Regions from separate parts of the Homo sapiens genome. Here region 1 is linked to region 2. A link is an interaction called in ENCODE POLR2A ChIA-PET data of the cell type or tissue named here. Cell type or tissue: B cell. All regions are shown on one strand. Links, peaks and the distances in the headings refer to the core of each region. The heading gives the core; the rest is flanking DNA.

Region 1 (15,987 bases), core at 5,992-8,491, 52 kb before region 2:
CCTTACTATTCTATGGTAAAATTAATTCACAAATCATTATGAGAAAAGCTTTTCATATCAGGAAGTCTAGCACAAATATTTTAACTTCAGTATTTTAGGAAACAGTCTATAGTCTGCTTAAAGTATTTATTATGTATTTGTATTTCCATAATAAGTTCATAATGAAGCAACATTCATTCTATGCTATTAGTCTAGGATCACATGGTAGCTTCCTAGATTCTAGGTGATAATATTTTAGAGTTCTTAGAAATTACATTTGGGTAACTCAGACAGCAAGTTCAAAAATTTATTTTATTTCTTAATCTTCCAACATTGACATCAGACTGTAAGAGAATTCTTTTTAAAGGTTTTTTTTTTTAATTTGTATCCCTCTATTTATTTATTCATTTGAGACCGGGTTATAAGACTGGCTAATTTTTGTATTTTTGGTAGAGACAGGGTCTTGCTACGTTGCCCAGGCTGGTCTCAAACCCCTGGGCTCAAGGGATCCACCCACCTAGGCTTGAAATGTGCTGGGATTACAGGCTTGAGCCACAGCGCCCGCCTGGCTGCGAGCATTCGCATTTTTGTGATGTATCATTACCACCCAATACAGAAGGCATTTGTGATCTCCCTCAGGTCAGATAGTAATAAGGGCTGGGCATGTAAAATGGGTTCCCTCCCATCTCTAGTGCTCTGAAAGGGATGACTGGGCCTCTCTCTCACGTGGATATAATTTCCACATGGCCACCAGGGCTTCTCACATGCTGGCTGGATCCCAAGAAGGGGTGTTCAAAGTATGAGACAGAAATTACAGATCTCTTTAGACTCAATTTTAAAAGTTACACAGTGTCACTTCTACCGCAAACTATTGGTCAAAATACATCACCGGGCCAACGCAGATTCAAGGGGAAAGGTTACAGACTCTACATCTGGATGGGAGTATGGTAAGAACTTTCAGCCCACCACAGGGCCAGAGAGCAGACAATAAGGCACAGCTGGGCTGCCCCGGCACATATGCTTTTTTCACTGTGTGGCTCCCACCACTTTTTTTTTTTTTTTTGGAGACAGAGTCTCACTCTGTCACCAAGGCTGGAATGCAGTGGCACAATCTCAGCTCACTGCAACCTCTGTCTCCCAGGCTCAAGCAATCATCCCACCTCAGCCTCCCAAGGAGACGGGGCTACAGGCGTGTCCCACCAGGCCTGGCTAGTTTTTGTAATTTTTGTAGAGACAGGGTTTTGCCATGTTGTCTAGGCTGGTCTCAAACTCCTGATCTCAACTGATTTGCCCGCCTCAGCCTCCCAAAGTGCTGGGATTACAGGCACAAGCCACCACACCCAGCCCCACCTTTACAAAAGAGCAAGAACTGCATCACAAAGGCATTCCTGGTTGGGCAGGGGCAGTGGGGAATGTACTGACAGACAAAACCCGGATGCTCCTTCAGCAATGGCTTAGGGCAGGGCTTGGCAAACTTTTCCCGCGAAGCGGAAAATAATAACTATTTCAGGCCTTGAGGGCAATACAGTCTCCGTTGCAATTCCGCAGTTGTAGCTGGAAGGCAGTCAGAAAATATGGAAATGAATGGGTGTGGCTGTATTCCAATAAAACTTTATTTATAACAGCAGGCGGTGGGATGGATTTGACCCATGGTCTGTGAGAATAAGCACTGGATTTGGTACTGGAAAACCAGGCCTGGAATTCTGACTTTACTACTCACTACCAGTGTGACCTTGTTTGAGTTTCTTAAAATTTCTGAAGCACGTCCTCCATATCTCAAAAACAGGGATAATGTCATCCATCTCCTAAGGTGGCTCTGGGGAGTGAGGTAATACAGGTGAAAGTGCAGTGCACATCCCCTCATAAGACAAACACGCCTTCACTGCAGTGCAGAGCCTGGAAAACAGCTCAAGGGGCTGTAGGGAAGTCCCACCAGGCAGGACACAAGGGAGTGTCAGGCACTGTTTTCCAACAAAGTGAAGACTTCACTGATGAGAATTATATTAGGCAGCAGCAGCCTAAATAGTCTTTGTTAAAGACCTATCCTTGTTTTGCTTTTTCTCAACAGCATAATACTTTGTTTTAAGGCATACAGATAGCGCTGACACAACCTATTTCACAAACCCTATTTCACACAGAGTAGCATGCATGGTCAGTGAAAAGGAAAATAAAAACCACCAACATGAAGAAGCCTCAGAGGTGCCAGGACTCAAATACAAAGTTTTTCAGAGGGGTAGCAGTATAGTCATGCTGTATTTAAGCTGGTTTTGTAGATTCTGAAATGTTAAAAAATAGTCTCCAAGACAAGCATATTTTTTAATGCTAAAAGTATAACTGGAATTATTAAACATGTGAATGCAAACTTGATTTTTTTTGAAATTGGCCCTAGTAGGAAAAAAAATATTCAAAATTAAGACCTATCCTTAGCCAAAGGAATCAAAAGCACTGAAGCATTTTGTTTGCACCTCCGCTAATACGGCACTCCTTTATAATACCAGTAGTTCACCAAGAGATTGAGAGTTTCACAAGAGTAACAGGCAGCACTGTACTCCTGCTTTTGGAAAATTCCACTTCATCCACAGGAAAGTGGACATGTTAGAAGGTGAGTGACTTGTCCATTGTCAAAATCTTGTCTGCTGTAGGATTCCTGCCACACATATGAGCAGGATCTCTCTCAGCCATGACTCCTCTTGCAATTTCAATGTCCCCTTCTCCCAAATGGGCAGCCTTAGCCAGAAGCAGCTGTCCCAGAGCCTCCACCCGAGACAGCTGCATTCTGGAGGGATGGCGTCAGCAATAGCCTAGAAGGGCGTGGTTTCCCTCCTGAGCCCCAGAGTGAGTGCCAATGGCTGTCATCATTTGAATTGAATATCCGTTTCCAAAATAACCTGGACCATTTCCAAGGCAAAGTACTACTGAATAAAGCTCAAATCCATGCAGATGGGTAGATGGATGGGCTTGTTGCTCCTGATTCATTAGTTAATAAACTGGTATATATTGTTGGTGTTCTGATTCATAAATTAGATGGGAAAGAAGTGAGATGACTTAGCATAACACAAGCCAAAGTGAACATTCCCAAATTCTCTTGTATTTGTACTTGCACGGAATGGAATTCTCACATGATGGCTGGGATTTCTATATTAAGTGTCTCAGGCCAATCTTCTACTAAATAAAGTTCAAGTGGCACTGGGTTCACATGATATTCAGAGCTCTGTAGCAGCTGATTGTTTTCCCCGTATCTCCTGCTTTGGAACTTCAGCTTCAAAGTAGCTCCTTGCCTGCTTTTGCCATGGCCAGGGTCCACTCTGTATCCAGGAGGTGTAAATATGATGAGCTATGAAAAGGCTGACAGACAACAGGGCTGCCTCCCTGGCACTGTGTGTGTGTGTGTGGGTGTGCGTGGGGGGGTGGGGTGTGCATGGGGGGGTGTGCGTGGGGGAGGTGTGCATGGGGGGGTGCGTGTGTGGGTGGGTGTGTGCATGCACGCATGCACAGATGTAGACACACACCCATCACTTGAAAACTTAAGGTCAATGGTTACGTAAGATGTTAACATTAGAGGAAGCTGGGTCAAGGGTGTATGGGAACTCTGCACACTTTTTGTAACTTTTCTATAAATCTAAAATTATACCATAACAAAGAACTTTTTAAAATGCACTTTTAAGTCAGCTTCCAGGCCTGAAGCATACCATTTAGGTTTTCACAGGGTCCTTCAGCATAAGTCATTAAGTCCCTTGGAGGGTCAGTTTATTTAGCCCTAAATGAACCTGATGAGATCCCCAAAAAACTGCAAAACAAACAAACAACAACAACAAAAAAGGCCGGGCGCGGTGGCTCATGCCTGTAATCCCAGCATTTTAGGCGGCCAAGGTGAGCAGATCAACTGAGGTCAGGAGTTCGAGACCAGCCTGGCCAACATGGCGAAACTCCGTTTCTACTAAAAATATAAAAAAAATCAGCCAGGAGTGGTGGCGGGCACATGCAATCCCAGTTACTCAGGAGGCTGAGGCAGGAGAATGACTTGAACCAGGAAGGCGGAGGTTGCAGTGCGTAGAGATCGCACCACTGCACTCCAGCCTGGACAACAAGAGCAAAACTCCGTCTCAAAAAAAAAAAAAAAAAAAGCAGCCAAAAATGACCTGACAAACAGGTGTGATATTAATATGACAACATTCACATTAAGGCTTGTTCCCAATGACAGACTGAGACTATAAACCAGTGAGACTGCTAAGGGACCACGCCTGGAAAAAGAGGCACTCCTCTACCGTTACATTACTCTCCTGTCCCACAGTTTCAAAGCTGCCCCGTCTCTCCTCCCTGCTCCTCAGAACCCAGAGGTCTTGGTATCTGCTATTCCCTCTACCTGGAATCTCCCTTTACCACCCGCCCTCACCCACCACCACCCCCCACCCCCCACCGTGGTGCTGTAGCCATCTCTGTCTTTTTTCATATCTTAACTGACATCTCAACCCCTCGGCATCCCCTTCCTTTATTTTTCTTCTTAGAAGCTATTCCTTCTGATACACTACAATATACTCATTTGTTTATTTCCCCTCTCTCCCAAATAGAATGTAAGCTCCATGTGGATGGAGCTTTTGTGTGTTTTGTTCACTGCTAACAGGATTTCTTGAAAACCTTCTATGGGCTTTCCCCTGTGAGTCTTATTGACATGGTTCTCTGGAATCATTGGGAAAAAAACAGAATGTTTTTTAAAAAGAAAAGACATTTCTTATGCAGGGGGAAAGAAAGAAGTGATTAATATCAAACAAGCACTTTCAGAATTGCTATGTACCTGTAACACTGTCCTCCATGCTTTATTGTATCATTGTCCACACTAAGTATATTACTTTATATAATCTCACTCATTCCTCAATGATCTGTGAAGTCAAAGGAGCAGGCGTTATTATGCCCACTGCACAGAGGAAGAAACTGAAGTACCACAAGCAAACGGTGAAGCCAGAACAAGAATCTAAGTTACCCTATATCCTGCCTAGAAGAGCCTCCATCACAGCTAGCTGTCTCTCTGTAGAAGAATAAAAATACTCTGAAATAAGTCACTTTTAAATTTTTTTCTGGAAAATAAAAAGCTTTCTGAGTTGGATGATTTTTTTAATAGAACACAAATATGAAGGAAAACTATACATGACCTGTCACGTATATTCTTGTAGGAAAATGCACAGAAGTGTCCACGAGGAAGAAAGGAAATCCCCGAGGCCTGCTGATAGGCACAGGGAGAAACAGGCCACAGTTCTCTTTTAGCCACTGTTTTGAAAATTTTATTAGAATTCATAAAGACTATCAAAAAGATAACTGATGAAGACAAGTCATTATCTTTCTAAAATATGGTTAACTCAGGTCCTATCCTGGAGTGGAGAGCAGGGATGGGAATCTCAAAATCTGTATACACACAGAAGCACACTTGACAGGGCCCTGAAGTCCCAGCCTGGGCAACACAAAGAGGCCTCGTCTCTAATAAAAATTTTTTAAAATTAGCCAGACATAGTGGTGCATGCCTATAGTCCCAGCTACTCAGGAAGCTGAGGGGGAGATTCACTTGAGCCTGGGAGGTTGAGGCTACGGCAAGCCATGATCGCACCACTGCACTCCAGCCTGGGCAACAGAACAAGACCCTGTCTCAAAAGGAAAAAAAAAAAGTTCCCTGAAGTCCAAAGCCTACTTATATCATACGTATGTATATTTGTGTGTATACATATACATACAAATATATACACGCATGCATACACACCTGGATTTATTTTAAATTCAGTAAATTAGCACTTTATCTTTAAAAAAATTGCAGCACAGAGCAGATGGTAAAGAGTAAATCTCTTAAGATACACATTTTTTCACATTTCAATATCTCTAAAATTGAATTTTGTCTTATAGCCAATCGTCCTTTACTATGCTTACTTTGTAGCATTTTTTGCTTTCTTAGAGGTACATAAAGCAATGGCGTATCTTACGATCTGTTGTGTGTGGGGGTGGGAGCTCAGCGCAACAATTCAAATGGGCCACCAAACAATGGGCAAGGCCCACAATGGACATTAAAGGGAGATCCCTGCATCAGCCAGGAGGTAGGACAGGTTGACTTTAAAGGTTCCCTCCAGGCCAGGCATGGTGGCTCATGCCTGTAATCCCAGCACTTTGAGAGGCCGAGGCAGGCAGATCGTCCAAGGTCAGGTGTTCAAGACCAGACCAGCCAACATGGTGAAACCTCGTCTCTACCAAAAATACATTAAAAAATAAGCTGGGCGTTGTGGCGGGGGCGCCTGTAATCCCAGCTACTGGGGAGGCTGAGGCAGGAGAATTGCTTGAACCCGGGAGGCAGAGGTTGCAGTGAGCTGAGATCACACCACTGCACTCCAGCCTGGGCAACAAGAGTGAGACTCTGTCTCAAAAAATAAATAAATTAAATTAAATTTAAAAATAAAGGTTCCCTCCAGTCCTCAGTTATCATAATAAAGATGAACATGATAAAATGAAATTTAAAGGCAAAAGCATACTTACAAACAAACCTTGTCTTCGTCAATCTCCACAACTGCCAAGGTACATGAGTATTATCTATATTTTAAAGATGAGGAGGTTCCAAGGAGTATTTTACCCAGAAGCCGGCCACAAGTCTCACTTCCCAATGAAATGCCCACTGTGGCAGAGCAGTAAGAGAAGCAGCAGCCAAACCAGAAGAGCTTAAAGGTGGCAAAAATAACCCAACCAAGGGGCGAAGGGCAAACCTGGGTAGCAGTAAAGGAGGAAATGATATTTGAGTTCAGCTTTACAAGGAAGCTCACTGAATGACATGTTCAGGTTTACAGGCATTTAAAATGAAAACGCCTTTCAGTTGGTTGTATTTTCTGGTTCCTTCAAATACTTAAGAATAAAAGCACAAACTGATTAACATGGTGTGGGCCACGTGTCAGGTGAACCAGGGTGAGTTCTCCAGGTTACAGGACACTTGATGGAGGAGAGACATGTGGCCTGCCCAAGATGCAAATGAGACAGAGCCAACCCCAGAATCTAAGTTCGTCTGCTCCCTTTCTGCTTGGCCACACACAGCAGGTCAGTGCTCGCCTTCCAGCAGGTTCTCCTCAGATCACAAGATGAGAGCAGCAGATACAGCATCACCAGCAAACATAACAAAACCTCCCCAGGAAACTGCAGCCCACTTGTTCTGATCCCAATCGGCCCAGTCACAACTACAGCAAAGGGAATGGGGCCACTGTGATTGGCCTGGACCAATCAATACCCACTGGACGCCTCCTCAACCCCTACTCCAGCATGCTGCAAAGGAGGCTTAAGAATGGAATGAAATCTGGATTCTATTAGGAAAGAAGAAAGTGTGGCAGAGATGGATGTGAATTGGCAATCAATTTCTGTTACTCCCATCATTCACCCTTCATTCCTTCCCTTCTTCCTTCATTCAAGAAGCAGGACCGTGAACCTACTGTCAGTCTTTGTGGAGAAAACAATTGCACAAAACTGGATTCCAGCCCTCCAGGAGCTCATGGTCCATCCATATTTACATAAGAATATTCCATTTTCCTTGGTATCCAAAGTAGCACTGGACAGCCCAGGTGGTCTAAACAGCAAAGAGTAATTTAGAGTGCCTTTAATTACTGCACCTTAAAATGCACCAGTGTCCTAGTTCCCATCTTCATGATCACTGCCAGCCAGGAGGTTGCTGGATCTCAATCGGCCAAAGTGGCAGAAGGTGCCCTTCACCAGGTCCCTGTTCTATTCATGGCAGCTGTGCACGGCTCAGGTTACAGGTTGGTTCAAATCCACAGAAAACTGGCTCCTCTAACTGAGGCAATTTTGGTACTTTACTTTGTCTCTCACACAAGATTTTTATTTTTAAAATCCTAATATTGGAAATAGAAATGTTGAGCTAAAAGGTATTAAGAAGGATGTAGAATAGCCTATTATTACAATCGGGGCAGAAAAAAGGACTGTGAATTCAAAAATATACAAGCACTCAATATTGTATCCTAACATGGCATACATTTAAAGGTTAAGATATGAAAAATGCATACTTTTATGTTGCACTTGGGACAATATTAAAAAGTGGAAATTTTAACCTTTCTTCTAGATTTCTGGGTAAACAAAAGAATGTTTTTAATTTCAAAATTTCTAATAATTCTCCAGGGTAAAATAATCTCTTTAATAATCAGCTAATAACTTTGCTCAATATAATTTTAAAATCAATTATATAAAATATTTCTGCTTCTGTTGAAATGTTTTTAACATCTGTTATCCAATAATTATTTCAATAATAATTTCAAAAGTCAACAAGCACATGAAAAAATGCTCAACATCATTAACCATCAGGAAAATGCAAATCAAAACCATAATGAGATACCACTTCATACCCACAAGGATTTCTATAATCAAAAAGACAGATAATAACAAGCATTGGCAAGGACATGGACAAACCAGAACCCTCACTCACTGCTGGTGGGAATGTAAAATAGCGCAGCCACTTTGGAAAACAGTCTGGCAATTTATCAAAATGTTAAATACAGAGTTACCACATGATCTAGCAATTCCTCTCATAGGTATCAACATAAAGAAATGAAAACAAATGTCCACAATAAAAAAAAGTCTACAGATGTTCACAGCAACATTATTCACAATAGCCAAAAAGTGGAAATAATCCAAAAGTTTACCAACTAATGAAAGGATAAACTAAATATTAAAAATACATAACAATGGAATATTATACAGCAATAATAAGGAATGAAGTACTGATACCTACTACAACATGGGTGAACTCTGAAAACGTTATGCTAAGTGAAAAAAGCCAGTCACAAAGGACTACATATTGTATGATTCCATGTATAACAAATGTCCAAAAGAGGAAAGTCTATACAAACATAAAGTAGATTAGTAGTTGCCTGGGGCTAGAGGATTGGGGGAAATGGGGAGTAACTGCTAATGGATACAGGGTTTCTTTTGCGGGTGAAGAAAGTGTTCTAAAATTTATTGTGGATGGCCGGGCACAGTGGCTCACATCTATAATCTCAGCACTTTGGCAGGCGAGGAAGGAGGATCGCTTGAAGCCAGGAGTTCAAGACCAGCCTTGGCAACATAAGGAGACTCCATCTTTACAAAAAAATTAAAAAATTAGCAGAGCATGGTGGCACACGCCTGTGATCTCAGCTACTCAGGAAGCTGATATGGGAGGATTGCCTGGGCCCAGGAGGTCGAGGCTGCAGTAAGCCATGATCACACCATTGCATTCCAGCTTGGGCAACAGAGCAAGAGAACCTGTCTCAACAAATAAGATTTGCTGTGGTGATGTTGCACAACTCTGTAAACACTGAAAACCATTGAATTCCATACTTTAGATGTGACAACTGAATGGTATGTTAATCATATCTCAATAAAGCTGTTATTTTAACAAAGCTTTTTAAAAAGTCTATGGGAGAGAGTTTTATAAAGAGAGAGAGTTTTACGGGCAGTTTCTTTGGGGTGTCAGAACTATTTTGTATCCTTGGGGTGGTTACATGACTCTATACATGTGTTAAAATTCAGGCTGGGTGCAGTGGCTCACTCTTGTAATCCCAGCACTTTGGGAGGCCAAGGAGGACAGACCACTTGAGGTCAGGAGTTTGAGGCCAGCCTGGCCAACATGGCGAAACCCTGTCTCTACTAAAAATACAAAAATTAGCTGGGTATGATGGCACATGCCTGTAAATCCAGCTACTATGGAGGCTGAGACAGGAGAATTTCCTGAACCTGGAAGGCAGAGATTGCAGTAAGCCAGATCGCGCCACTGTATTCCAGCCTGGGTGACAGAGTGAGACTCTGTCTCAAAAAAAAAAAAAAAAAAAAAAAAAAAAAAAAAATCTAGTTTGCTGTAGATCATTTACAAATTAAAAAAAAATTTAAGTCTACAGCTTTGGGCATACACAGCTGTATTATTAACAAAAGTTCAGAGATAATCATGGCAATGGTTAGTTTGTAAAATGGAAAATGATTCAACTTTCACTGACTTAGTTATGTTTGCTTCAGGGAATAAAAAAGTTATTTCCACTTTTCACCATACATACAATTTCTACTATATATAAAATAACTTCAAAAATATTTCTACCATGCTGGGAACAAGTACGATGGTGGTAAAAGAGGAGAAGGCTGTTTTTATAGAAAACAGCTGAGTCTTCCAATGGAATGAATGCTTCTTCCAGGCACCAGGCTAGGTAGAAATGTGAAGTCCTTGGTTCTTGGTCTGGCTATATAACTGATTTGCTGGTGAGGTGACCTGGGGTGAGTTATTTATGATTCTCCTGCTTAAACTCACCTACGGCTTCCTATCATTGCTAAAATAAAACCCAAGCTCCTGATTCTGGCTTGCAAGGCTCTCAAGGTGCACCCTGTACCTGCCTCTCCTTGCCTCTGCCTACCAGGCTGGGGCACCAGATGAGGAAGGACAGCAGGGTGGACCATGAAACCAGCCAGGCCTGACTCTCCAGCCAAAGGGGGTGCTGAAGGAGGTCACTCACTTCAAAAGTATTTATTGATTATGTTGACAAAGTGCTTAGCACAGTACTTAGCACATAAGGAGCCCTGAATATTTCGTTATTCAGGTAAATAATGAAATTCATTTTTCATTGAGTATGCACAGATACATACTCAAATGTTAGCTTGCTTTATAAGGACAGGTCGCTGTCTACCCTGAATCCTCAACACCCCAGTGGTAATTAGCAGGTGCTCACTAAATCTACTGACTCCACGATGTTGGTCTTAGGAAACAGGGAAGATTCAGGGAGAGTCAGAGTGTTTAGAGAAATTCCAATTAAACTCAAAAGAGACCTTTGTGCATCCAAGTATCTTTTGTCACAGCTTAAGCAAGCATCAGAGTAGGGCAGACTGATTGCAGGGCCAGAGATTTTGGTCCCAATTGTGTGGGATGAGCAGTCAATCCATCAAAGGTAACAGAAAAAGCAAAGGTAGCCCTCGGCACGTGGGGTTTCATTTTCCCTTGGTGAGGGAGGGGAAAGGCGGTATGATGGACTTGGGATACTCCTTCACCCGGGCAGTTCAGGCCTACTCTACTTGACCAGCCCAGGTCAGGCAGGGGCAGCGTGGACTTGGCTCGGGCAGGTCCTGGGTGTGGGTGCCAACCCAGCTTTTGCCAGGTCCTCTGGGCCTAGATCCTGGGGGCGGGGTGAGGAGGCAGTGGCTTCCATAATACTGATTTCTCCAGCCTACACCAGGGTCCAGGAGGAAAGAAGCCCATACCACAGAATGGGGCCCTACACAAAGTATCCCCAGCTCCCCCAAGAAGGCTGACTCCCCACCCCATCCCCAGAACAGTCATTTGCCCTAAGGGTCCTCTTTTACCCTCCCCCTTTGCCATCCCCCGCCCCCCCCCCCCACCCGACTCTGAATGGGACTGCAGTCTTTTCTCTCTGAGTGCCTTTTTTTCTGGAGGCAGGGAGGGGGAGGCGGTCCATTATCCACCTTTTCTTTTTCTTCACACGGAAAATGAGCTCGGCTATCACACTACACGAACTGTAAACATTAGAGAAAAGTCAGCCAGACAGAGTCCATAAGGTCCACTAGCTTACACAAACGGGAAAGAAAAGACTTCACTGTGTGGGCCACTGCCTGGGAGAAGCAAGATCTCATAAAAACAGCCATTGTTCAGAAGGAAAGAATCAGACAGCTTTAGTCCAGGCAGCACATGAAAAAGCAACATTCAGCCAGCTTGCAGAGTCAGGAAATCTAAATGGCAATGGAGTAGCCCAGTCAGTCAGCTCCCCCTGTCTTTCCCCTTAACAGAGGTCCAAAATGTGCCAGTAGCACCAACAACTCCAAATGCCTTGGGAAAATGACTTCTTCGGGGACTACGCATTCAGCCACCAGTTTTCTCAGAGCTGGGGACCTCTGATAGCCACTGACATCCTGGAGCCCTTACCACCTCAGTCCTTAACACTGTGGTGTCACGGGACTCTTTCATAATGGGGGAGGGGGCAATACAGAACAATGCATACAATGGGATCCCAACTAGATTAAATGCACATCCTGCATGCACACAGAATAAAGATTAGAAGGAAATCCCCAGTATGCCAACTGTTATCACTGGCATCCACACGAGACCCAGTTACTTCTTCACATGACGCAGAGTAGCCCAAGTTATTTTTTTCCTTCAAGACTGAATCATGCTTTTTGCTCCAATTGGCTACTTTCCTAAATCAGAGGCTGAATCTGCTCAACAATAGCATAAGAGGCCTTAAGCTGGAGGGTTATTTCCCTGAGGAAGCCTCAGATAAGACTACTGTTCCCTCCTTCCAGGCTATGTGGGAGCAACCCCCAAACCCAGAAGGACTGACTTTTGCACCAGTCTACAAGATCATCTAAACCAGTAAAGAGCATCAGAATCTCCTGAAGGGCTTGTTAGAACACAGATTGCTGGGCCCCCATGCCTGAGTTTCTGAGGTCTGAAGACCCAAGAATTTGCATTTCTGACAAGCTCCCAGTGATGCTGACGGTACTGGTTGGGGACTATAGTGAGGGCTACTGCTGAAAGAGCAAGTAATGTCAAGCCACATAATCCCTAAGATATGACACAATGGACTGTTCAGCACAGGGCTGATGCCATGTCCCTTAGAGACCCGCCCAGGTGGTGCTTCTTTAATTTATAATCATCTTTAACTACTTTGTGAGTTTGGACTTCACAGATTACTCCTTGCTTCTGATGGAGTCTGCAGATTTAATCATTCAAAAGCTGGTCACATGCTAAGCTGTCATATCACAAAGGCACAGGGTGGCTTCCAAATGAGTCACGTCACTGGGTAGTAGAGAAGATAGGGCTCAAAGAGGAATAAGTTTAAGAAGGAAAAAAATCTCAGCCACACACATCTGGATAGCCACCAGGACTGTATTCTGGGAATTGGGGGTGAAGCAGCCAGACCTCCATTGTCTTTCATGTCTTAAAAGATAAAGGTCTCTCAGTCTCCCAGATCACTCAGAATTCTCCATCCTATCTTTCTCATAATGGCTCATTCAAGTGCAAGTAGCAAAGGGCTAGCCATCTCCTCTGAGCCTTTGAAGGCCAGTTCACTCAGGTCGTGGGCCATCGAATAGCCACTCAGCTGCTCAAGCTGGTCCATATGGAGAAAGGACAGCCAAAGCAAGAAAATAAGCTGCAGATGTTGGCCCAGGATTTAGAGAAAGCTGCAGATAAAGGGGAAGTCCCTGCTAAGAGCATCTGACCTTCCAACAGGGTTAATACCATCCCCACCTTGGTGGAAAATGAGAAGGCATGGATCCACTGGGTTGGCTGTCTTCCTCCCTCTCTTGGGCATAGAATGGAGGCTCCCTACTGAATTATCAAAGGAAACGCCATAGAAAAATCTGCACCACCCTCACCTTCACTGGTTAATTCAGACAACTAAGAGCTCTCTCTGGCTAGAATGGTGAAAGCTATCAGGATCTACAACAATGACAGATATGATGAGATCTGCACTGCTGGGGAGGCAATGCCCTGGGCCACAAACCCAAGGCTTGCACAGCCAAGCCCACCTGGAAAAGACAAAGGCCAAACAAGTTGCCATGAAACTGGATTAAAAATTAAATGAATGCCAGGCGCGGCAGCTCAAGCCCATAATCCCTGCACTTTGGGAGACCAAGGCAGGTAGACTGCTTGTGCCCAGGAGTTCAAGACCAGCCTGGGAAACATGGCGAGACCCAACTGCTACAAAAAATAATAAAATTTAAAATTTTTAAGAATTAAATGTATAATGTGAGCTCTTCTGCACATAAAAATAAAAATTCTCCTTCAAAATAAGAAAGTGAACCAGAGGGTCTCCGACTTTATTTCCTTAATTCCCACCAAAGTGACCATAAAGGAAGTTTTTAAAAGATATAATAATGACCAGCCTGGCCAACATGGTGAAACCCCGTCTCTACTAAAAATACAAAAATTAGCTGGGCGCGGTGGCACAGGCCTGTAATCCCAGCTACTCAGAAGGCTGAGGCAGGAGAATTGCTTGAACCCAGGAAGTGGAGGTTGCAGTGAGCTGAGATAGCACTACTGTACTCCAACCTGGGCAATAGAGCAAGACTCCATCTCAAAAAAAATAAAAATTAAAAATAAGATATAATAAACCCACAAGGACAAAGAAAACGGAAAAAAGGATGAAAATTTTTGACAGATTTTTGGAAGATGAAAAAACAGCTAGACAAAGCCTAACTGCCTTAATGGGACAAGGCCAAGATTACCTGCAGGGGTCCCAAGGAAAAGCGATGAACTCTAAGGGGGTTCAGGGCTTGTAGGAACTGGGCTTTGGAGGGTAGTAAGGGAGAATCAGGCTTATAGCTAAAAACGGGAGGACTGACCCAAGGTTCATATAAATGAGCACTGATACCTCTCCAGCTCCTGCAGGTCCTCACCTTCCTGAACGCCCGGGCAATGGTCCCTTCTCCACTGCAGCAGAAACTGATCAGAGAAAGTGAACACACAAGCTTAGGCTCTGGAACACCAGGCACAAATGAAAGTAGGATTGAGAATGGATTGTAAATCTATACTTAGCAGTGTAAGACCCCCGACTCTCACACCCCCCCACCCTCAGTTCCCTTCCCCAACTCGACTGACAAAGCATCATCAGCCAAGCAGGGGACTGGAGGGCTCCCCTCTGGGCAAACCAACCAGTCCAAGGGAAAAAACTACCAATACCCAAACAGTCCCCGGTGAAAAAGGCCAAGTGTCTTATTGTTCATAACACAGCCCTACTGTCAACAAGCCCTGCTCTGCACATAGAGCTCCAGCCAGCTCCCTCAAATGAGGACAACCAAAGACCACTAGACACCTGAGGAAAGCCTCCAACTTGCAGACAGACACCAAAGCAAACAGAGAAAGAAGCCAGGAAACAGAGACGATGCATAGAACAGAAGAAAACTTCCAAAAATCATCATTAATGCCTTCAGAGAGAGAAGGCACTGTATCCAGAAAATAAGACTAGGACACTCATTCCAAAAAAGTTAGGAGGGGCTTTTGAAAGCTACAAAGAAAGCTTTTGAAAATTAAAGAATAGTAGAAATAAGAAAAATAAAAGGACTAAGGATAAAGCTGAGGAAATACCAAACAAATGAAAGAATGAGAATTAAGAATAGAGAATGAAGAAAAACAGAGGATCAATTCCAGAGGATATCCAGATTGAGAAAACAGAGGGACAATGAGAGGAGGAAATTATCAAAGAAATGATACAAGAAACCTTCCTAGAAATAAAGAATATAAACTTCTAGATGGAAAGGTTCATACTAAGAAATGGGTGATGGAAAAAGTAAGTAAATAAATAAATAAATAATTTTAAAAAATAGATGGAAAGGGCCCACTGAGTGCCTGGCATAATGAATTTTAAAAGTACCACCCAGTACCCCAAAATTTAGATATTTCTAAAAGCTTTCAGAGAAAAAAAAAATGAATGACATAAAAAAGGAAGAGGAACCAAGATGGCAAAAGACTTCTTAACAACAGGTGGTTAAAAGAACTATGAGGGAAAATTATTTCAACCTAGAATTCCATATCCATTTCAACCAGCAGTCAAGCATGGGAGCAGAATAAAAATAACATCCCTGCTGGGTGCGGTGGTTCATGCCTGCAAGGCCAAAGTGAGTGGATCACTTGAGTCCAGGAGTTCAAGACCAGCCTGGGCAACATGGTGAAACTCCGTTTCTACTAAAAACCCCAAAAAATACCTGGGCATGATGGTGGGCACCTGTAATCCCAACTATTCAAAAGGCTGATGCAGAAGGATTGCTTGAGGCCACGAGGTTGAGACTGCAGTGAGCTCAACATAGTGGGGAACAGAGTGACACCCTGTCTCAGAAGATAAAAATAATAATGTCCCATGTACAAGGATATTATTTAGAATGACAGAGGCAGGCCAGGCACAGTGGCTCACATCTGTAATCCCAGCACTTTGGGAGGCTGAGGCAAGTGGATTGCTTTGAGCTCATGAGCTCAAGACCAGCCTGGGCAACATGGGGAAACCCCGTCTCTACTAA
Region 2 (15,987 bases), core at 9,102-11,601:
AATTACAAACCCAATCATGTTGGAAGGAGACCTGAAAACGCTCCCATGTCATTCAGTCAAACTTTTACAGACACCTCCATTTAAAACATTGTCTCCCAGAGAGGGGAGAGCAGGACAGAGAGGTTAAGTAAGGTCACACAGCCAATAGAGAGGAGTTGGAATTTCAGTCCAGGTTTCCCACTCCAAGACCACAGAGAAGGAGAAGCAACACAGCCAGAGTGGAGACACCCTCAAGCGAGCGCTGGGGATGGGAAACTGGTCCCTGGGGCATCAAACAGGAAACGGCTGGTGCTGGGGCCAAGCTGAAACCCAACTGTTGCCAAACTCGCAGCCCTGAGACAAGGGCTTTAAACCGATTCAGCATCCCCCAGAGCCGGGCTCAGCTTTCCAGCTGGCTTAGGCTACACTGGGCTGGGAACCTCTGTGACAAAGCTGAGGTCCAAGATCAAAGAGCAACCGAGTATGACCATTCCAAACCGAGAGACAGAGGGGAAGGCGCCATCTGTCACTCCAGGTCCAACTCTCCAAACCTACCAGTCAAGCTCCCAGCCTGTTGTCCCTTCACTCAATCTGGGGAGACCCTCCCCAGTGCAGACTGGCTCCAGGGCTAATCAGAGCTTAGTCTGAGCACCTTCCTCTTCGCTGCTCTTGTAGTTGGAAATTGGAAAGGACCCTGGAACTAGACCGTTTCCCTATGGTAACCTCCACTCTCCTTCCAGATAAACAAAAGACCCTCCAGAAAAGGTTACCAGTCCCGAATACACACTCACAGACAGTATTGACAACGTTTACACTTTTGAAGCAAATAAAGTTCCAGTGAAGCATATCAGAAAAAAAAAAAAATCAGCGGTCCAACGACGAATACTCTGAAGGCTCTCAAAGCGGACGCTAATTTCAGTGTCTGAACAAGTGCAGCCACGGGTTCTAAAACAGGCAAGCTTAAAGCGGAAGGGGCACCCAGCACCAGCCTCAAGAGCAGGCCGACTTTTAACATCTTTCCTGAAACACAACTTTACAAAAGAAGAAACGATACAGTTCATTACATTTGTTTTTACCTGCAAGAGCTTGACCTTGGAGACTAGAAAAGAACTTTAAAAATCAGGTCAAGAAAGTGACAAAGTAAACTTGTTAACTCTCAAGGATGCAAAGGAGGGCTCTAAAGGCTCTCTGCTCTCTGACACGCTCAGATGATGTCATTTTCATCAAGTTTTGCGGGTGAGTGGGAATCGGGGTGCTGCCCGCGCTCAGCTCCAGGCTCTTTGAAGGTCGCCTCACTGTCACCTCGGAGTGCCGGAGCGCGGAATCCAGGCCACGCGGCGTGGCCGACACGATGCCCTAGGGGCACTTTTCCGGGCTCCGAGGGCCTCCTGCAGGTGCGGCCGGTGCATTAGGAGGGCTGTCCCCGCAGGGTCCCGGCGCCCGGCCTCTCACGCCGCCACTATCTCACGCGGACACTCCCAGAACACCCGTGTCCTTCCCCAGCCCCTGGGCCCGAGGCGCAGGCGGCGCGGGTGAGCGGACCCCTGGCTTACCCGCAAGAGGTGCACGGAGCGCAACCCGGCAGCAGGCGCGGTGCCGGGGGGCCTCGGTGGGGGCTTCCTCCGCGTCGTTCTCGGCCCGGCCCCGGCCGCCCGGCGGCTTCGGTTCCCTCCGCTGCAGCCGGCCGGGCGGCACGGGGGCACTCGCGGGGGCTCCGCTCTGGCGCCGCCGCCTCCTGCTGCCCGCCTGCCGCTCTGGCGCTCCTGGGCTCGGAGTCCGGGGTTCCGAGACGCGGGGGTCGTCGGGGCGTTCGAGACTCTCGGGGACGCTAAGGCTGCGCTCCGGCTCTCCCGCGCGCGGCCCCACTCTGGGGGACGCCTCGCTTGAGGCGCGCGGGCGTCAAGGGCTCGGGGCGCGCGGGGGCGGCGGCCGGGTGGGCCCCGGGGCGGCGGGCGGGGGCGCTGCTGCGGACGCGGGCACTGTTGCGGGCGCCGCCGCGCGGCCTCTCGCCATGGCTCCCCCGCGAGCGGGCGGCTTGCACCTCCCCTCCGCGCTGCCGTCACCGCCCGACGCGCGCCGAGCCCTCCCCCTTCCCAGCCCCGCCCGCCGCCCCGCGCCGCCACCTGCGGGCCGCCCTCCAGGATGCCCGCCGGCCACGTCCTAGTCGCCTGGAGCCGCGCCCCGCCTTCCTCGCCCGCGGCTGCCCCTGCACTTTTACCCACGCCGTGGGGCACAGAGAAGTATCCGGTAAAGACCTGGATCCGGAAAAGCTGATCACATCCCTCCCCGAGCGCTTATTTACTTCTAGCACTTCTCGGGGTCCTTCCAGAGTCAGTCTAAGAGAAGGATGGGACCCCCGCGGCCCGGGGCGCTGATTGTCGTGAACACAGTGGAAGTCCAGGCGTTCTGTTCCTGCAGGGCGGGCTGTCTCCTAGCAAAGCCGCCCTTAGGCTTAAATGGAGGGAGGATGGAGCCGGGGACGGGGGGAAGGCTGGAGGGGATGGAACTGGCTGTTGGACTAAGATGCCACCAAAGGGTGACAGGCAGGGGGCTGGCGGACAGCAGAGAGGGGATCAGGAACCGATCCAGGAAGTAAGAGCTCACAGGCCACTCTATTATGCAAATCACTTGTGGACGGTTTAACAGGGAACAACCCACATGATCTCATTTCCAGTTGAGGCTACTGAGTCTACTTCTTTTCAACCCAGGGGTCATAGAGGACATTGGGAGGACTTGAAGAAGACTCAGACCAGAACCAAAGGTGTAAGGAAACTAAACCCTGCAAAACCTGATTTCTCATACTGGCATAGACTTGACTTGAAGAGATCATCAAGTGTATAGTGAAGATTGGCTCAGGCAAGAATCATCCATGAATGCTTACTCTAGGGGGCTGTTACTGGCTGGCAGATATTTGTCTGGGTTGATGTGTCTCCCCATAGATGGTTTAGACCTGTTAGTAGCAAAAGCGGAAATAGTAACTATACAAAGAGGCAGGCAGACAGCATCTTAACCAGGTGATCAAAATTTACATCACCAATGAGAGCAGATGGATATCATGTCCACATCAGCTATGCAGTATTCCTGGGGACAATGCATAACCTGAATCATGATAGTGAAACATCGGACAAACCCAAAATGAGGAACATCTATTAAAAAGAGGAAGGGTCTGTATTATTCAAAAATGTCAAGGTCATTAAAATCAAAAGAAAGCTTGGGAAATGTTCCAGATTAAAGGGTGCAAAAGAGTCAGGGCAGCTAAATGCCATGCCTGATCCTAGACTGCATCCTGTGCTAGAGGAGGGGAAATACATCACGGACATTCCAGCTGACAAAATCAGAATCCATGTAAGAGATTAAAGTATTGGATCAATGTTAAATGTACTGATGTTGATAACTTCCACTGTAATTATGTACAAGAATATCTAATTCTTGGGAAATACACACTAAAGTATCTTGAAAGGGTAAAGGTCATAATGTATGCAGCTTACCTTCAAATGATTCAGGGGAAAAAAAATCTTGATAGGAAAAAATGATAAAGCCAAGTGGGCAATAAAGGTAAGGTGCATATTATCAGTGAATCAGCATATAGAGTGTACTTGAACATTTCTGTAAGTTTGAACTTATTTCCAAATAAAAAGATTTGGAAAAATCCATCAAGTTGGGGAATGAAGTAAGGTGGAAAGAAAGCAGGTATGATATAAAAGGGCAACACAAGGGATCCTTGTGAATTTGGAACTGTTAAACATCTTGAGTATGGTAGTACAGGTGATAAAATTATCTAGAACTTAATATACACACAAATGAGTACAAGTAAAACTGGGAAAATCTGAATAAGATAGGTAAATTGTATCAATGTCAATATCCTAGTTATGATATCATATTAAGGTTTTGCAAATGTTGTCATTGGGGGAAACTAGGCCAAATATATATATGTGTGTGTGTGTGTGTATTTTTTTTTTCCCAAGACGGAGTTTTGCTCTTGTTGCCCAGCCTGGAGTGCAATGGCACAATCTCAGTTCACTGCAACCTCCACCTCCCAGGTTCAGGGAATTCTCCTGCCTCAGCCTCCTGAGTAGCTGGGATTACAGGCGTGCACCACCATGCCTGGCTAATTTTTGCATTTTTAGTAGGGATGGGGTTTCACCATGTTGGTCAGGCTGGTCTCGAGCTCCTGACCTCAGGTGATCCACCTGCCCCAGCCTCCCAAAGTGCTGGGATTACAGGCATGAGCCACCGCACCTGGCCCAAATATATTATTTCTTAGAAATGAATGTGAATCTACCATTATCTCAATGCAATTTTTAATTACAAAAAAAATCATTTTTAATTACAAAAAAACTGTATGTAAATGGGCATGCCCATCAGGGAGCATGCCAGAGCAGATATGCTGGAGCTCTCATAGTGGATCTAGAATAGACATGGTGCTGTTACCAACAGTGAAGGCTTTCAAGAAAAAAAAAAAATTAGACTATTTGAAGTATAACTGACCGATCAGATTCCTTCCAGTTCTGTAATTTAACAATCCTAGAGCTGGGGGTTCTTTGAGATCATCTAGTCCAACCTACTCATTTTCTGGAAACTGTGGGCAGAAAAGTAGTGTGTGTCCACAGGAGCATCAAATTAGCGGTAGACCCGTTAACTACTGCTTGTCTGCCAAATATGTTCTACTTTCTTTACACCTTTACCAGCTGTCTGTCACTCCCTATATCTATGAGATTCAGTTAAGGCTGGTAGAAAATTTTGAAGTCATTCATTCTTTGGAGTCCCTGATTTGTTCTGTAGTGCCAGATGACAGGCATGTGGATTCTGCCCCTGAGGAGTAGGGACCAGTTTTCCTCTCCTACTCTCAGCTTGGAGGAAGCAGATGGCAGGCGGGGCCCCAGTGACAGCCCCAGTTCTGGGCCTGACTGAGCTGATGAACTACTTGGAGCAGCTGCTGACCTGCTGCTGCTGGAAGCCAGTGGAACAGGAACCTGGGAGGGAAGCAGAATGGATACAAGAAAGGAAAACAGTAATTGCCCTGGTAAGTCCTCCCTTCATCCAGCATGAGGCAGAAGTAGCTGCAACAGAGGCAACTGGCTTCCCTTGAGCCACAGATAGCCACTGTATTCTTTCCTTTTGTTGAATCAAATCGAAATTAATCTATGTTTACTTGCATTTGCCAGGCCCTCGTTAGTAACTGTGGGAAAATACAAAATAGAATATCTGATCCCTACCCATTAGGAACCCAGAATGCATCCAGGGACCCAAGGTGGAAATGTTGAAAGTGACCCAACAAAAGCAATTAAAAGGCTAGCTATATTAGCTGGGGTTCCCCCCAAAAGCAACATTGGAGAAGGACTCATGGGCAGATACTTTCTTCTGGAAAATGATCCCGTAGGATATGGGTAGAAAAAGAAATTGGGACCAGAAAGAATGAAACAGGAAAGAAAGAAAGCCTATTGAAGGATATAAAATTTCTGTAAACAACTGGAGCTTAGTCCCACTGAGGCCCCCTGAGGAACTGCGCAGAATGTAAGACAGAGGAGGAAATATTTAGCCACCAGTTCCTATCTCCCATTGGCCAACTTGATGCTGAGTTCAGGAGTGGTGGCTCACACCTGTAATCTCAGCATTTTGGGAGGCCAAGGTGGGTGGATCACTTGAGCCTCAGAGTTCAAGGCCAGCCTAAGCAACATAGCAAGACCCCATCTCTACAAAAGAAAAATTTAAAAATTGGCTATGGAAGTATGAAGGTATATGCCTGTAGTTCCAGTTACTCAAGAGGCTGAAGCAGGAGGATTGCATGAACCCCTGAACTCAAGACTGCAGTGAACTATAACTGAACGATGGCACTGCAGCCTGAGCAACAGAGCAAAACTCTTGTCTCAAAAAAAAAAAAAAAAGTAGATGCTGAGCAAAAAAAGCTAACTAAGATACAACATGGGACATATATAAAAGATGCCTGACACCAGCTTTATTCATTGCTGCAGTCCCAGCACCAACAACAGTGCCTGACTCATAGATGCCCCGTCAATAGATACAGAAAGAATGTCTGGGTGCGGTGGCTCATGCCTGTAATCCCAGCATTTTGGGAGGCCAAGGCAGGCAGATCACTTGAGGAGGATCACTTCAACTTCTGTTGAAGACCAGCCTGGCCAACAGGGTGAAACCCCGTTTCTACTAAAAATACAAAATTAGCTGGCATGGTGGTGCATGTCTGTAATCCCAGCTACTTGGGAGGCTGAGGCAGGAGAATCATTTGAACCCAGGAGGCAGAGGTTGCAGTGAGCAGAGATCATGCAGTTGCACTCCAGCCTGGGCGACAGAACGAGACTCTGTCTCAGAAAAAAAAGAAAAACAAAAAGAAAAAAAAAAAAGGGCGGGACGAGGTGGCTCACACCTGTAATCCTAGCACTGTGGGAGTCCGAGTCGGGCAGATCACCTAAGGTCCGGAGTTCCAGACCGACCTGGTTAACATGGTGAAACCCCGTCTCTACTAAAAATACAAAACAAATTAGCTGGGAGTGGTGGCACATGCCTGTAGTTCCAGCTACTCGGGAGGCCAAGGCAGGAAAAGCTCTTGAACCAGGGAGACGGAGGTTGCAATGAGTCAAGATCGCACCACTGCACTCCAGCCTGGGCGACAGAGCGAGACTCCATCTCAAAAAAAAAAAAAAGAATGAATGAAATACTGTAAAAAGTAGATCCATAAGTCATATATTGACAGTTTTGCGTGTGTGTCTATTTTTTTTGGTTTTTGTTTTTATTTTTTTTAGAGACGAGGTCTTGCTGTGTTGCTCAGGCTGGTCTCCAACTCCTGAGCTCAAGCAATTCTCCCACCTGAGATTCCCAAAGCGCTGGGATTACAGGAGTGCACCGCCATGCCCAGCCTGTGTCTGTTGGACTAGGCTAGGGTGATAGAGTAGTGGGTAAAACAGATGCATTCCTCAGCCTGGGCAAAATAGGGAGGCCCTGTCTCTACAAAAAAATCAAAAAACTAGTCAGGGATAGTGACATGTGCCTGTGGTCCCAGCTACTTTGGAGCCTGAGGTGGGAGGACTGCTTGATCCCAGGAGGTCTAGGCTGCAGTGAGCCATGATTGTGCCACTGCATTCCAGCCTGGGTGACAGAAGGATACCCAGTGTCAAAAAAGAAAAAAAAAACGGGTATATTCCTAGCCCTAATGGACCTTTCTGTCCAGGAGAGGAGTCAGATAATGTGATACACATATACATATTTAATTAGTTTGTGAAGGCCAGGCATGGTGGCTCACGCCTGTAATCCCAGCACTTTGGGAGGCCAAGGCAGGCAGATCACTTGAGGTCAGGAGTTTGAGATCAGCCTGACCAACATGGTGAAACCCCTGTCTCTACTAAAAATACAAAAATTAGCCAGGCGTGGTGGTGTGCGTCTGTAATCCCAGCTACTCGGGAGGCTGAGGTGAGAGGATCATTTGAACCCGGGAGGTAGAGATTGCATTGAGCCAAGATCGCACCACTGCACTTCAGCCTGGGTGGCAGAGTGAGACTCTGTCTCAAAAAAACAAACAAAAAAAAAATAGTTTGTGAAAAGTGCTATGAAGAAAAAGATGCAGGTGCTGTAAGTAGGATAAGAAGGGGGTTTATGATAAATCAGTTGGTTGAGGAAGATCTAAGGCGCTAACACTTAAGCTGAGACCCAAAGGAGGAACAGGAACCAACCATGCAAAGTGGAGGGGCAAGATCAGACCCAGAAGTGGGAAAGGCCCTCGATGGCTGGAGCCATGGTGGGGTTTCAGGGAAAAGCCAGGCAATGAGACTTCATGGTTCTGGTAAGGAGTAAAGAGTTTTAGGTAAGACTGACATGGTCACATTCACTTTCTAAAAACCTCCTTCTAGCCGCTGTGTGGAGGATGAACTCAAGTGGATAATCAAAAACCTCCACACTGCTGGCTGTGGAGGGTGTGAATACCAGACCACATCAAGACCAGCACAGAAGGGTCAGCTGCCACAGCATCTCCTCTACCACCACTACTGCCACCAGTAATTCTTCAGGAATATGCTAAAACCCACTGTAACATAAATGGGTTCAAAAATGGCAATTGGTAGACTATCGGGTTCCATAGCTGAAGGTTAATTAAAACCAATATTTCTAGGCCGGGTGCGGTGGCTCACGCCTGTAATCCCAGCACTTTGGGAGGCCGAGGCGGGCGGATCACGAGGTCAGGAGATCCAGACCATCCTGGCTAACACGGTGAAACCTGTCTCTACCAAAAATACAAAAAATTAGCCAGGCGTGGTGGCGGGCACCTGTAGTCCCAGCTACTCGGGAGGCTGAGGCAGGAGAATGGCGTGAACACGGGAGGCGGAGCTTGCAGTGAGCCAAGATCGTGCCACTGCACTCCAGCCTGGGCGACAGAGTGAGACTCCTTCTCAAAAACCAAACCAAACCAAACAAAACAAACAAAATCAATATTTCTAGCCTGGGCAACATAGGGTGACCTTGTCTCTACAATTTTTTTTAATTGGCTAGGTGTGGTGGTGCATGCCTGTGGTCCCAGCTACTCAGGAGGCTGAGGTGGGAGGATTGCTTGAGCATGGGAAGTAGAGGCTTCAGTGAGCCATGATTGCACCACTACATTCCAGCCTGGGCGACAGAGCAAGACCCTGTCTAAAAGAAAAAAAAAAAAACTCTCAGACAATCTTACAATTAGTGTGTGAGGGAAAGGGGAAAAATGTTTTCTATTATTACATGTGTAGGAAATGGAACAATTACAACAAACAAAGTATCAGCTTGAATTGAACTGAGAGCACCCCACATGATTGTGGGGTATTCATCTATAATCACCCCAAACACATACATACTCTAAGAAAAGAGCTTGAACCTGTCACCATTTCAGAAGGAGAGCAGAGTCCAATTATGTTTCATCCACATGCACATTATCCTGAAATCTCTTTTTTTTTTTTTTTTTTTTGAGACAGGGTCTTGCTCTATTGCCCAGGCTAGAGTGCAGTGGTACGATCTCAGTTCACTGCAACCTCCACCTCCCGGGTTCAAGCAATTCTCCTGCCTCAGCCTCCCGAGTAGCTTGGATTACAGGCACATGCCACCGTGCCCGGCTAATTTTTGTATTTTTAGTAGCGATGGGGGTCTCACCATGTTGGCCAGGCTGGTCTCGAACTCCTGGCCTCAAGTGATCCGCCCACCTCAGCCTCCCAAAGTGCTGGGATTACAGGCATGAGCCACAACATTCGGCTCCCCCTTTTTTTTTTCTTAGAGACGGTGTCTCGCTCACTGCGCTGCCACCCCCCTTTTTTTTTTCTTAGAGATGGTGTCTTGCTCTGGCACCCAGGCTGGAGTACAGTGGTGCTATGATCACTCACTGCAGCCTCAAACTCCTGGGCTCAAGCGATCTTACTGCCTCATCCTCCCAGGTAGCTGAGACTACAGGTGCATGCCACCAAGCCCAGTTAATTTTTTTTGAGGGGGGGTAGAGATTAGGGGGCACATGTCTCACTATGTTGCACAGGCTGGTTTTGAACTTCTGGCCTCGTGATCCTCTACCTTTGCCTCCCAAAGTGCTGGGATTATAGCTAGGAGCCACCGTGCCCAGCCATCATAGAATATTTTATGCCAGATTTTAATCTCACATTTATTGAGCACAGTTTGCACCAAGCACTGTGCTAAGTAGCACTGCACTAAGTGCTTTATTTTTTTAATTTTTATTTTATTTATTTATTTATTTTTGAGACAGAGTCTTATTCTATCACCCAGGCCAGAGTGCAGTGGCAAGATCTCAGCTTACTGCAACCTCGGCCTCCAGGGTTCAAGCAATCCTCTTGCCTCAGCCTCCTGAGTAGCTGGGACTACAGGCGTGTGTGCGCCACCATGCCCAGCTAATTTTTGTATTTTTAGTAGAAATGGAGTTTTGCCATGTTTGCCAGGCTGGTCTCGAGCTCTTGACCTCAGGTGATACTCTTGCCTTGGCCTCCAAAGTGCTAGGATTACAGGTGTGAGCCACTGCACCCAGCCATGTGCTAAGTGCTTTAGTAACATCAGTTCCTTCATTCTGACAGCAACTCTATGAGACAGCTATTATCTGCAGTTTATAGATAAGGAAACTGACCCTTGGATAAGTGAATTAACGTATACAGTCATAAACTATTGAAAAAGTCAGGCTGCTAGCCCCATATGACTGATTAAACACTTTGCTTTTGTCTCTGCGAAGTAAAAGAGAGTCAACCTCAGTCTTGGGTAATGGGAAGAATGAAGAGGAGAGGAATGGCACGGGAAAAGAATTCTAGGATTAAGACATGAGGGGCTGGGCATGGTGGCTCAAGCCTGTAATCCCACCACTTTGGGAGGCTGTGGCAGGTGGATTGCTTGAGCTCAGGAGTTCGAGACCAGCCTGGGCAACATGGAAAAACCCCGTCTCTACTAAAAAATACAAAAAAATTAGTTGGGCATGGTGACATGCACCTTTAGTCCCAGCTACTCAGGAAGCTGAGGTGGAAAGACAGCTTGAGCCTGGGAGGCAGAGGTTGCAGTGAGCCGAGATTGCGCCACTACACTCCAGGCTGGGTGACAGCGCCAGACCCTGTCTCAAAAAAAAAAAAAAAAAAGACATGAAGACTTGTGTTTATAAACCAGACTTATTGTGCATGGATTTTTTAGACATAAGAAAAACCATGAATTAATAACAATAACTTCTTTACAGCATCTGGTCTTTTGCCTTGAATCCATCTACTTTCCTCAGACAAACCAGATGCTATCATTCTTGTGCTGTAAACTCTTCAACAACGCCCTAGTGACCTAGGGGTATAGCCCAAACTTTCACTCAGGGAACAGTATTCTTCACTGGCCCCCATCCATCTCTTTAGCCATCTGCTCCACCACACTTTTTTTTTTTTTTTTTTTGAGACAGAGTCTTGCTCTGTCGCCCAAGCTGGAGTGCAGTGGCGCGATCTTGGCAAACTGCAAGCTCCACCTCCCAGGTTCACGCCATTCTCCTGCCTCAGCCTCCCTAGTAGCTGGGACTACAGGCTAATTTTTTGTATTTTTAGTGTAGATGGGGTTTCACCGTGTTAGCCAGGATGGTCTTGATCTCCTGACCTTGTGATCCACCCATCTCGGCCTCCCAAAGTGCTGGGATTACAGGCATGAGCCACCACACCTGGCTTTCTCTGTCTTTATTGGGTAGCCACCTCTGAGCTCTAACAATTGTTCCGATGTCTAAATGCAAACCCAATGTTGTCTTATCTCCTAGATTTTCAAAAGAAGTCAGAAATCTGGATTGCAAATAAAATCTACCTGTTTTAGGCCAGGTGCAGTGGCTCACACCTGTAATCCCAGCACTTTGGGAGGCCGAGGCAGGTGGATCACTTTAGGTCAGGAGTTCAAAACCAGCCTCATCAACATGGTGAAACCCCCTCTCTACTAAAAATACAAAAATTAGCTGGGTGTGGTGGCACATGCCTGTAGTCCCAGCTACTCGGGAGGCTGAGGCAGGAGAATCACTTGAACCCAGGAGATGGAGGTTGCAGTGAGCTGAGATTGCACCACTGCACTCCAGCCTGGGCAACAGAGTGAGACTCTGTCTCAGAAAAAAAAAAAAAAATTATGACCATGAATCTCAGGTGAGCTTTACTGCTGCTGAACAATTAATAACTCTCTAATCCAGTCATTCTCCCACTCTTCATGAAAACTACAACACATTTTTTCTTTTCATATCCAAGTTCTAGCAACTCCCTCCCCATCTTCACTGTCAGATGGTGACTTTGTTTCTTATCTCACTGAGGAAATGGAAGGAATCAAACGAACTTGTTTTTTGTTTGTTTGTTTGACGGAGTTTTGCTCTTGTTGCCCAGGCTGGAGTGCAATGGCGCGATCTCGGCTCACCGCAATCTCCACCTCCCAGGTTCAAGCGATTTTCCTGCCTCAGCCTCCCGAGTAGCTGGGATTACAAGCATGTGCCACCACGCCTGGATAATTTTTTTTGTATTTTTAGTAGAGACAAGGTTTCTCCATGTTAGTCACACTGGTCTCGAACTCCCGACCTCAGGTGATCCACCCTGCTTGGACTCCCAAAGTGCTGGGATTACAGGCGTGAGCCACCATGCCCAGCCCAAAAAAACTTCTACAAGCTCCCACCACTATGTCTACCCACCTAGTTGTGACTGGGACCAAATCATCTATTCACCCTACTGAAATTAGTGATGAATTATCCCTGCTCCCATCAAAAGCCGACTCCTCCCGTGTGAAGTAGACCCCATTCCTTCTCACCTACTGCATTAGGGTGAATGGTGGTCCCCCAAAATGTATTTCAGGTCCTAATATCCAGAACCTATGAATGTGACCTTATTTGGGAAAAGGGGATTTGCAGATGTCATTAAATTTTTTTTTTTGCGGGGGGAATGAAGTCTCACTCTGTCACCCAGGCTGGAATACAGTGGCACGATCTCGGCCCACTGCAACCTCTGCCTCCCAGGTTCAAGCGATTCTCCTGCCTCAGTCTCCAGAGTAGCTGGAATTACAGGCGCCTGCCACCAACATCTGGCTAATTTTTGTATTTTTAGTAGTAGAGATGGGGTTTCACCATGTTGGCCAGGCTGGTCTCAAACTGCTGACCTCAGGTGACCCGCCCACCTTAGCTTCCCAAAGTTCTGAGATTACGGGTGTGAGCCACCACACCTGTCATTAAGTTAATGATCTTGAGATGAGATCATCCTAGGTTACCTGGGGAGGCCCTAAATCCAATGACAGTGTCCTAGTAAGAGAAAAGCAGAAGGAGATTTAAAACAGACAGAAGAGTAGAACGCACACAGAGGAGAAGCCAATGTGAAGGCAGAAAAGAGAGAGATGCATCCACAAGCCAAGGAATGCCAGCAGCTGCCAGAAGCCAGAAGAGGCAAGGAAAAAATTTTCCCCTAGAGCCTACAGAGGGAGTACATCTCTGCTAACATCTTGAGTTCAGATTTCTGGCTTCTAGAATTCTGAGAGAGTAAGTTTTTGTTGTTTTAAGCCACCAAATTTGTGGCAATCTGTTATGGTGGCCCTAGAAAACTAATATACCTGCTTGGGTATATCATTACAATTTTCTCCCCTCCTTCCTCCATCATCAGTTTTTTTCCTCTCTACTGGGGCATTCTCACCAGCATACAAACATAGTTATTTCTTCTGTCTTTTTTTTTTTTTTTTTTTGAGACAGACTCTTACTCTGTCACGCAGGCTGGAATGTAGCGGCATGACACTGCAACCTCCGCCTCCTGGGTTCAAGTGATTCTCCTGCCTCAGCCTCCCAAGTAGTTGGTGCCTGCCACCACACCAGGCAAATTTTTGTATTTTTTGGTAGGGATGGGGTTTCACTGTGTTGGCCAGGCTGGTCTCGAACTTCTGGCCACAAGTGATCCACCAGCCTCAGCCTCCCAAAGTGCTGGGATTACAGACTTGAGCCACCATGCCTGCCCTATATTTCTTCCATCTTGAATAGAAGAAAAAAACTCTCTTGACTTTACTTCCACCTCTAGATGCCACCCTGTTTTTTGTCATCCTTCATAACAAAGCTATTTGAAAGAATTGCTTATCGTCACTGTCTCAATTCTGTCCATTTTTTCCTGAAACCCATTCCACTGAGACTACTCCACCCAGTCAAGGTCACCATTGACCTCCACATTGCTACATTTAGGGTCCATTATCAGTTCTCCTTTTACTTGACCTCTCAGCCACATTTGACACAACTTTTGTCATCTTTCTTCTTGGAACACTTTCTTTACTTGGATTCTAGGAAACTGCACTCTACACTCACTCCTTAGTGATCTCATCTAATCTCAAGGCTTTAAACACCATCTACACATAGATAACTCCAAGTTTATACTTCCAGTCCAGACTTTCCCTCTGAACTCCAGACTCATGTAAACAAACTTCCTACTTGACACTGGCATTTGGATGTCTAATAGGCATCTCTACCTTATTATGCCCAAAACTGAGCTGCTGGACTTCTAAAAATTCTACTATTCCACAGTTTCCTAGATTTCAATTGTCCAGGCAGAAACCTTATATTTATCTCTGACTTCTCCCTTTTTTTTCACCCCACATCCAATTTATCAGGAAAACCTGTTGGTTCTACCTTCAAAATATAATCCAGAACCTACTTCTTACTGCCTTCACTGCCTCCATCCTAGTCCAAACCACCATCATTTCTCCTGCATTCCTGCAAGAACCTCCTAAATTCTTACTTGTTCACCTGCCCTCTGCCCCTGCCCTACCTCAGTCCATTTTTCAATGCAGTAGCCAATGATCTTGTAAAATGTGAGTCACATCGTGGCTCTCCTCCGTTCAAAACCCTCCAATTGTTCCCCATTCCTCCCAGAATGTAAGCAAAAGTTTTTACAGGGCCAGGAGTGGTGGTGCACACCTGTAGTCCCAGCTACTTGGGAGGCTGAGATGGGAAAACTGCTTGAGCTCAGGAGGTTGAGGCTGCACTGAACCGTGTTTGTTACACTGCACTCCAGCCTGGGTGACAGAGTGAAACCCTGTCTCAAGAAAAAAAAGTCTCTACCATGGCCCACAAGACCTACACCGTCTACTCCCCTCATCCCACTGACTTCATTTTCCTCTTCTCTCCAACTCACTAACTTCACAGGAAAAATAGTCTCCTTGCTGTTCCTTGAACATGCCAGAGACACTGTCACCTCAGAACTTTTGCACTGGCCATTTCCTTTGCCTGGATTGTTCTTCCTCTACTTATCCTTATGGCTCTTCTCCTCATCTCAATAAGACTTATTTTTTTTTTTTTTAAGACAGGGGTCTTGTTCTGTCACCCAGGCTGGAATGCAGTGGGATGATCATAGCTGTCTGCAACCTCGAACTCCTGGGCTCAAACAATTCTCCTGCCCCAGCCTCCTGAGTAGCTGGGACTATAGATGCACATCATCGTTCTGGCTAATTTTTTATTTTCATTTTTGTAGAGACAAGGTCTCGCTATATTGCCTAGGATGGTCTCAAACTCCTGGCCTCAAGTCATCCTCCCTCCTGGTCCCCCAAAGTGCTGGGATGATAGGCATGAGCCACATGGCTCACCAATGAGGCCTCCTTGAACCATCTCATTAATACTGCCACTTATTTTCCCCCGGCACTCTCAATGCCCCTTACCCTGCTCTGTCTTTTTTAAAATTTAGCACATTTTAATATATTATATTATTTATTTTCTTAAACCCTCTTAATTCACAAGGTAGTCTTATTCTCAGATGTATTCTCAGCACAACGTCTAGAACATAGTAGTTGCTCAATAAATATTTGTTGATTGGATCAAACCTTCAGGATCTAACCAAAGATCCATATGACTTGGAATACCTTCATTGATTAACATTTTACTGTTTTGTTGGATGTGGAGAGTGTAGTAATTCTCATTTCTCATATCAAAGTTAAAAGATCTTGAGAATATTTCCTGAACCTCCTTAACTTCCCTTTCACAACCCATTATAAAGTGACCACCTATCAAAACCTTGCTAGATCCTATTTGTATTCAAGTTATACAATAATATTCTTGGGGTAATGGGTGTCCCATACTACTTTCCGTTTATGGTATGTTGACACCAGCTAAATCTCAGCTTTTATGGACTTTGAGCTCATCTAATCCTCTTCCTAAGCTACTAAAGAGTATTTTTTTTTCTTTTTTCTTTTTTTTTTTGTTTGAGACTGGGTCTTGCCCTGTCACCCAAGTTGGTGTGCAGAAGAAGCACAATTGTAGTCTACTGTAACCTAGAACACCTGGACTCAAGCAATCCTCCCACTTCAGCCTCCTGAGTAGCTGGGACTACAGGCGTGTGCCACCACATCTGGCTAATTAAAAGAAATTTTTGTAGAGACGGGGGTCTCACTGTGTTGTCCAAGCTGCTCTTGAACTCTAGAACCCAAGGGATCCTCCCACCTTGGCCTCCCAAAGTGTTGGGATTACAGGCATGAGCCACCATGCTCAGCCCCAAGCTAAAGAGAATTAGTCACAGTTTATCCTCATGGAAAAATACCTCTGCTATTTTAATTCTTTAG

Evidence for each region. Peaks named below come from ENCODE experiments on the same cell type or tissue, not always from the same donor. Only the 100,000 strongest peaks of a DNase experiment are listed, where the experiment ranks them.
Region 1: POLR2A ChIA-PET joins it to region 2 with 8 read pairs; 14 of 35 experiments call an interaction of 5 or more read pairs at or near these places.

What each region holds. Positions count from the first base shown.
Region 1 is chr3:42,048,742-42,064,728 of GRCh38, reverse strand. It overlaps a transcript of TRAK1 not described here and the pseudogene RPL7AP83. Among named protein-coding and RNA genes, the nearest start is that of TRAK1, 35 kb to the left of the region's middle. RefSeq lists a silencer at 2,727-2,946 and enhancers at 7,097-7,206, 12,706-13,207. In B cell, for the core only: no CTCF peak of the experiment used is centred there; a DNase peak (open chromatin) is centred at 6,948; H3K4me3 peaks cover 752 bases; H3K27ac peaks cover 2,288 bases.
Region 2 is chr3:41,999,663-42,015,649 of GRCh38, reverse strand. It overlaps LOC107986077 (a long non-coding RNA gene), which reads left to right and starts at 2,081. Exons shown (of 2, transcript XR_001740668.2): 1 at 2,081-2,226; 2 at 2,688-3,632. It also overlaps a transcript of TRAK1 not described here. RefSeq lists enhancers at 314-815, 1,209-1,348, 2,329-2,398 and silencers at 1,539-1,608, 1,669-1,828, 1,869-1,938, 2,029-2,148. In B cell, for the core only: no CTCF peak of the experiment used is centred there; no DNase peak of the experiment used is centred there.